Regions from separate parts of the Mus musculus genome. Here region 2 is linked to region 1. Evidence: chromatin contacts called from ENCODE POLR2A ChIA-PET data. All regions are on one chromosome and are shown on one strand. The core of a region is the stretch at or near the end of the contact, and the rest is flanking DNA. Distances in the headings are between cores, read along the strand shown.

What was found. ChIA-PET counts read pairs that join two places held with the same protein, here RNA polymerase II (POLR2A).
Region 2: POLR2A ChIA-PET joins it to region 1 with 69 read pairs in embryonic stem cell. The contact joins the promoter of Chchd10 here to the promoter of Gstt2 in region 1. POLR2A ChIA-PET finds 5 or more read pairs at or near these places in 4 of 5 experiments (Patski and embryonic stem cell).

What each region holds. Positions count from the first base shown.
Region 1 is chr10:75,833,123-75,836,607 of GRCm38, reverse strand. Gstt2 (glutathione S-transferase, theta 2) reads left to right here and starts at 1,727. Exons shown (of 5, transcript NM_010361.2): 1 at 1,727-2,433; 2 at 2,869-2,956. The coding sequence starts at 2,322.
Region 2 is chr10:75,931,156-75,934,640 of GRCm38, reverse strand. Chchd10 (coiled-coil-helix-coiled-coil-helix domain containing 10) reads right to left here and starts at 1,511. Exons shown (of 5, transcript NM_175329.4): 1 at 1,143-1,511. Mmp11 (matrix metallopeptidase 11) reads left to right here and starts at 2,139. Exons shown (of 8, transcript NM_008606.3): 1 at 2,139-2,307. The coding sequence starts at 2,188.

The sequences.
Region 1 (3,485 bases), core at 478-2,977:
TTAGCCTGTTCTACATAGTTAGTTCCCTGACAGCCAGCCTATATAGACAGACCCTGTCTCAATGAATAACAACAAAATTTCCTCAAACAAATTAGCTGTTTCCACAGAATGAGGTCAACACGTTTGAAGACTAACTATTCTCTGGCAGTCAGCCATTCCAACTTTTATTCCCACCACTTCAGTAACCACCGTTCGGTGTGATTTGTGAACCTTGGCTTCTCTTCAGTTTTTTTGTTTGTTTTGTGGTGTGGAGGGTTGAATCCAGGGCTAGGTTCACTGATGCTAAACAAATGCTGTGTCATGAAACCAGGTTCTAGCTACTGATTTTCTTTGTCCTGTTTGTCAGATAGGCTCCCCCTAGGTGGCCCAGGGTATAAACTGCCAAACCCCACTGCCATGAGCAACATACTTCCTGTAGCAAGCAAGGTGCCACAACCTAAAAGCTACATAACCCACACAAAACAGACCACCAGCTGGGGTCTGTTCATACACTAGGTTCAAACGCAGGAAACTATGGGCTGTGGGGAGGTGGGGCGGGGGCGGGCATTTCTCATTCAAACTACCACTCACTCTGGCTTTAGGTATCTGACAATCAAGATGAAAACTATTACCAGTCAAAAAGGGAGGGTAGCAAAAAAAAAAAAAAAAAAAAAGGGGTATTTTTGTCAAGATTCAAGGAAGCCCTTTTTTTGGGGGGGGGGAGGGGTTAAGAAGCCGGAAGAGAGGATGAGATGGAAGAGGGGAGTGAGGCAGCCAAACCAGTTCCTTGCCAGTGTGGGAGGGGACTCTCCGGAGAGTAGCGAAGCAGGTACCTGAGTCTGCAGGGTGAAAGCCGGGGGGGGGGGGGGGGGGGTGTTTCGGGGCGGGATTCAGGGGTCCATCCATTCAAGAGCCATATCTGATCCCGTGAGAGAGGATGTCTGACCTAGGGGAAGCACGTGAAATAAACAAGGCCAGGAGACTTCTAGGGGCCAATCACATCAGAGGGCTTGGGTGGGTACAGTCATCTTGGATCACATGCTCTCCCTACCGAATTTGCACGAGCAGAGCCACGTGCGGTGCAGGGCTGCAGAAGAAGCTCCTCTGGGGACAGCTTTGTGTTTTTCAGAATCCTTTTCCTCAAAAAACAACACCAGCTTATTTAGGTAAAAGGGCAATTTGGCTTCAGACGGTTCTGGCGGTGGGAGGGGCGAGGGGAGGGGCCACTTGAGAGAGCTCGGTTTGAGCCTACTGGCTACCACAGCTCCTAGCTATCAACTCACAGGGTAAGACTGGTTCTATGGCAAATGCCTGTAGTCCTAAGCACTTGGAAAATGAAGTCGAATTTGAGGCCAACCTGGACTATATGAGTCCCTGTTTCAAACAAAACAAAACAAAACAAAACAAAAAATAGCCAACCAAATGAATCAAACAAACATAAATTCCCTGGAAAGCCAGGCAGGATAGGTCTCACCTGGGAGTCCCAGACATTCAGGAAACTAAGACAGGAGAATCAATGGAGCAGAAGGGTTTGAGGCCAGCCTGTGCTATAGCAAGACCCCTACCCCTCAATGTCAAAAAAAAAAAAAAAAAAAAAAAAAAAAGAAAGAAAGAAAGAAAGAAAAAAGAAAAAAAGAAAAACGCCCAGGGAAACATTCTGGTGCCCGATATGGCCCACGGGCTATAGCTACTCTAAAAGATTCAGATAAAGCCAGTGATAATGGGCACCTCTTTTCCCCATCGGAAGATGCTACCGTGGAGAGTGTTGGAGGCGGGCGAGAGAGGTGGTCCTGTGACTCCTTCAAGCTTTGCTGCCCAGCCTCACAGATCTGGGGAGGTCCAGTGTTCTTAGACGACCTGTTTTGCACGGGGCAGCTGGACCAACCACAGTTCTTCCTTAAGGCAAAGTTTCTAGCAGCCTGCAACAAGCTTCACCCGTTAAAGAAGGATCAGCGATCAGCCTCTAAGATCCCCTCCTGCAGTAACTGAGAGCTAGGAGCTGAGCGGTCTAGTTCCCCGCAAACGACTACGTCCACAGAACTCTGAGTTGGGTCCACGAAAGCCCAGCTAGGCCATTTCCGCGTCCGGGTGAGACTAAGGTCCTGGGCTGGATTCCTGGCTCCACGGTCCGCTGGAGCAAATCGCATAAGTCAGTCTGAGTGCGCGCGCACCTCAGCCCTGCTTTTGGTATAAAGTCCTCCAAAGCGTCTCCCTCCCCAAGATCAGCAGGTGTCAGCTATCCAGAGGAGGAAATCGTTTGGCTTGGCCAACTGAGGCTGTGCTGGACCCCAGCTTGCTGTTATCGAACGCAGTCGGCACACCATCTTGTGTCGCTACCGGCAATGGGCTTGGAGCTCTACCTGGACCTGCTGTCACAACCCAGCCGCGCTGTCTACATCTTCGCCAAGAAGAATGGCATCCCCTTCCAGACGCGTACCGTGGATATACTCAAAGGTTGGCACATTTACCCCTAGACCATGTCAGTCCTTCACATTCTGCCTGGGTACAATCTCCCCATCATCTGACCCCCCCCACCCCCAGCGCCGTCCACCAAGGAATGCTCTGCTCTCTTTGGAGTGGTCTTAGTCAGTTCAGAGCCCTCTTTAAACGTAACTTCCGCTCTGACAAGAGAGACTTTTTGTCCTGGGACGTGGGGAGAAAAATGAAAGATTCCTACAGTTTCTGCTTTGAAGGCACGCAGTGTTTAGATTCACAAAATTCCGGAGACTTTGCAGGGAAGAGACACATAGCTGAGCCACCTCTGTGCCTCTGGTTCCCGGCCCATCCGGATTTTGGCCGTTTCGACCTTGCTCTGGTTGCAAAGAGAAAGGGGAAAATAGGAATACTGCTTGAGTCCTTGCACGCATTTTCTGGCTTCTTCCTTCCCAGGGCAGCACATGAGCGAGCAATTCTCCCAGGTGAACTGCTTAAACAAAGTTCCTGTACTCAAAGACGGAAGCTTCGTGTTGACCGAAAGGTGCAGCTGTAAATATACCCAGAGCCCTCACTACCTCCTCCGGCTCCCTTTGGCCGCCCCACTTCCGTTGGAGTGGGGTGCGGGGCGGGGCCCTGGCCGACTCCGACCCTAGGCTGTGAGGGGGCCTGGCTAGAGCAGACTCTGTGGGAAGGGGTCCTGGAAGACTAGAGGGCTGATCCAGCATGTCCCTTGCTTCTGTCCTGTTTCATCTGCTGGACTCCCCCCCTCCCCCTCCAGGCCTCCCTATCCTGATTGAGGGGTATTGGAAGGCGACAAGGGGACGATTGTCAAGGGTTAGGGAAAAAAAAATGTAGATTCAACAAAGGACTAGGAAGGGCTTCTCCTAACTTCCTAGATGTCCTGTTTAATCCGCCAAAGCTTGGCCCCGGAGACCAATGAAAGGGTCAGGGCTCACAGACTGTTTGGTTCTCCCATTAGAGTCTAGTGTCAGAGAGCTAAAAAACAAAACAAAACAACAACAAAAAAAAACCCACAAAACAACAACAACCACCACCAAAAAAGAAAGGCG
Region 2 (3,485 bases), core at 262-2,761, 98 kb before region 1:
GTTAAGAGTGCCGACTGCTCTTCTGAAGGTCCCGAGTTCAAATCCCAGCAACCACATGGTGGCTCACAACCATCCATAACGAAATCTGATGCCCTCTTCTTGAGTGTCTGAAGACAGCTACAGTGTACTTACATATAATAAATAAATAAATCTTTTAAAAAAATGTGCTGTTGTAGAAAATTAAAAAAAAAAAGGGGGGGGCAGGCTTGAGCAGACCCCACTGGCTTATCTATTTGGCCTCTGCTTACCTTGTATCCAGTAGGCAAGTGGTAACATTCTTCCAGCTTCAACCCCTTCTGTGGGCCTCCGTGGCTAGCCCACCTTCCAGATCCTCTACTAAGTGTGGTAATGTGGGGTAATGGGGCAGGTTGGGGGGTAAGGGGGTGGGAAGTGGAGGGTGGGGGGGGTGGGGGGTCTGGCTGATAAGCTGCAAGTTCCTCAGAAAATAGTCGTGCATCCCTGGCAACACTGAAGGCTGTTTAGGTTGCACAAATAAATGTTTTAGGGTTTGGGGGTTCTTTTGTTGAGACAGGATCTTCATATAGCCTGGCTCACTCTGTAGAGCAGGTTGGTCTCAAACCCACAGAAATCCACTTGCTTCTGTCTCCCAAATGTCAGGATTAAAGGCATGCATCCAATGAAGAGTTTATTTTTAAAATGCTATGCATGGTGGTGCATGCCTTTAATAGAGGCAGATCTCTGAGTTCAAGGCCAGCCTACTCTACAGAGTCCCAGGATTGCCAGGGCTACACAGAGAAACCCACTCTTGGGGGTGGAGGGTAGGACTATGAATGCCTCATCCATTTTATGATTCTTTGACCAACACTGCTGAGATGAGTCTGAACCAGACCTGGAAATTCTAGCTATGATGATACATGCTTGCAGTCCTATCAGTCAGAATAGGCAAAGACAGGAATCTTGAGTTGGAGGCCTGCCTGGGCTACATGTACACATACTAGACTCTGTCAAAAAAAAGAGAGAGAGAGAGAGAGAGAGAGAGAGAGAGAGAGAGAGAGAGAGACTCTGTCATAAAAAAAAGAAAAGAGGGGTGGGTGGGAAGGGAGGAAGGACGACGGGAAGGAATGGCAGCCTTTAAAAGGTGAGGCTTTTTAAAAGATTGCAGATGGCCAAGTAAAACTTACCACTCTCTGCCCCTACTTTGCAGCAGCTCAGGGCCCCACTGGCCCACCAGAATTCAGAAGAGAGCTGAAGGCCTGGTGGAAGAGGCCTGCAGTGCCTTGTAGAGCCATTGTCATCCAAGAGGGAACACTGCACAGTTGGACACTCGCTGCAGAGATTAGAGTAGTTGAACTGTTTTCAGCACGTAGACCTCCCTCTCAGATGTGATTCTGTCCCTGTCTCAGATGGCTGAGCCTGACTGGTCAGGAAAAGCCTGTTGGCTAGTGTGCCCCCCGGCCAGGGAACAACCTGAGATTCCAGTGTCCAACTCAAACATCCCTGACCCTTTCCTCCCAGCCAACTGACCCAGTTGCCTGCTAGTAGAGAAAAAATCTGGTCCCTCCCTCCAAGATCCTCGCTGACTGCCTCTGGTCTGAAATTGTTAAGTGTGCGCATTTGCATCAGCCATTTGCATCAGCGTGTGCCAAGTGTCAGTAGAGGTCAGAAGAAGGCATCAGTTCCTAGATGGCCACCCTGTGGGTGCTAGGAACGGGAGCCAGGTTTCTCTGCAGGAGCAACAAGTGCTCCTAACCACTGATCCATCTTTCCAGACCCGTCTCTGTTTTGTTTTAAGGTGTGGGGACTGGCCAACTTCCGCCATATGCCTCAGTTTCCCCTGAGGTCACATTTCAATAGTCCGCTCCTTGCAAGAGCTATTGTACCACTTTCCTGTTAGCTAGGGCTGTTTAGATTGGGGATCTGACCACCTGCCACAGGCTAAAACAAGTCAAGCCACCATGGAGAGACCTGGCGAAGGATGAGACTTCTGAAGTGGGGCTGGAGAGCAGAATTGAGCTCTCCCCGGCTCTCACTAGTTCTAAGGGACCCAGCCCCTCCGGGCACTCCTCCCTAACTCAGACCGCTGCTGCAGGCCGGTTGAGTTTAGAACAAAAGGCAGGGGGAGGCGGGGCGGTGGGGGGTGCGGTCCCGGCGCCGGCGGGGGCGGGGCGAATGCTATAAGGGGCGGCGGCCCGGCCTGGCCCAGCAGGCCCAGCAGCCCCGGGGCGGATGGCACGGGCCGCCTGTCTCCTCCGCGCGATTTCGCGCGTCCTCCTGCTCCCGCTGCCTCTGCTGCTCCTGTTGCTGCTGCTCCTGCCGTCGCCGCTGATGGCCCGGGCCAGGCCACCGGTGAGTGCCCGCCACTCCTCCCCGAGGGAGGGCTGGGCACGCGGGCTGGGCCCACTGGCTGAGCTTGACCCACCAAGCGAGCTCCCTGGCTACCCTAGTGCAGTCTGTCCCCGAAATGCCTTCTGGGTCTCTCTGAGCGTACTATAATGAGCTTCCCGTGGTTGGCAGTGTGCAAGTGGAGCTGGTGAGACGCGTCTCTGCGCTGAACTCAGTTTGGAGACCGGCTTCTCCAGCCCCCAGCTAGGGATGCTGGAGTGTGTGTTGATAGAGGTAGCAGAGGGAGTGGATGCCAAGGCCCCTTGTTCATCACTGGAATGAAGCAAAGCAAGTCTGGGGGGAGGGGGGAGCAAAAAGGGGCAGCCTCCGGGTGTGTGGTTCCAGTAAGCACCCCTGCAAGGTGTGTACCGTGGATGGAGAATAAAGGAAGAGCTAGGAAGGAGAAAATGGGGCCCAAGTTGAGAGAGGTGCCCCAGCTTGCAGGAGACAAGTCTGGGAGTCCTGGTAGCCGACAGAAAATGCACCTGAGAGAGATAGTGTGTGCGAGCATCAGGTGCAGTCAGAATAGAAGGGAGCACCGGGGGAACAAAAGCATAAAGAAGAAGAGAAAGGAAAGGGGGTGCAAAGAGGCAAAGGGGAAGAAGAGAGATTGAGGGTTTCCCAGCCTGTGTGTCCCAATGGCTGCATCCTTCTTCCAGCTTGGTCTCTGAGGCACCTGTCAGAGTAGAGACTAAGCTGTGCTGGGGCTGGAGCTGGAACCACTACAGATCTACAATGCCCACGGGGTACCGTGCCCTCAGTAGCCAGCTAAGGCAGCCGGCCAGCTCAAGGAATGATGGATGGGAGGAAGGTATGATAGGCAGGTGTCCCAGGACAGGTCCAGCCATACCAATCCATCTGCCAGTTTTGCTGCACACTGGAAGAGAAAGGGTTTGGAAAGGGGAGTGGGTATTGTGGATCAGGACCTCCTCAAGCAAAACATGGAGTTCCCTGTTCTAGAACTCGGAGCGGAGCGCAGTCGTTAATCCCCTCCCTCCCCCCATCCGTACCCCCACCCACTCCCACCCCCGCAGAAGCCAGCGATAGAACTCATGCCTTCGAGAATTGCACTTCTCCTGACTTCTTACTAAGGGGGCAAAGCAGGAAAGAGCACCGGTACCTCCTGTTGGGCATTTAGGATA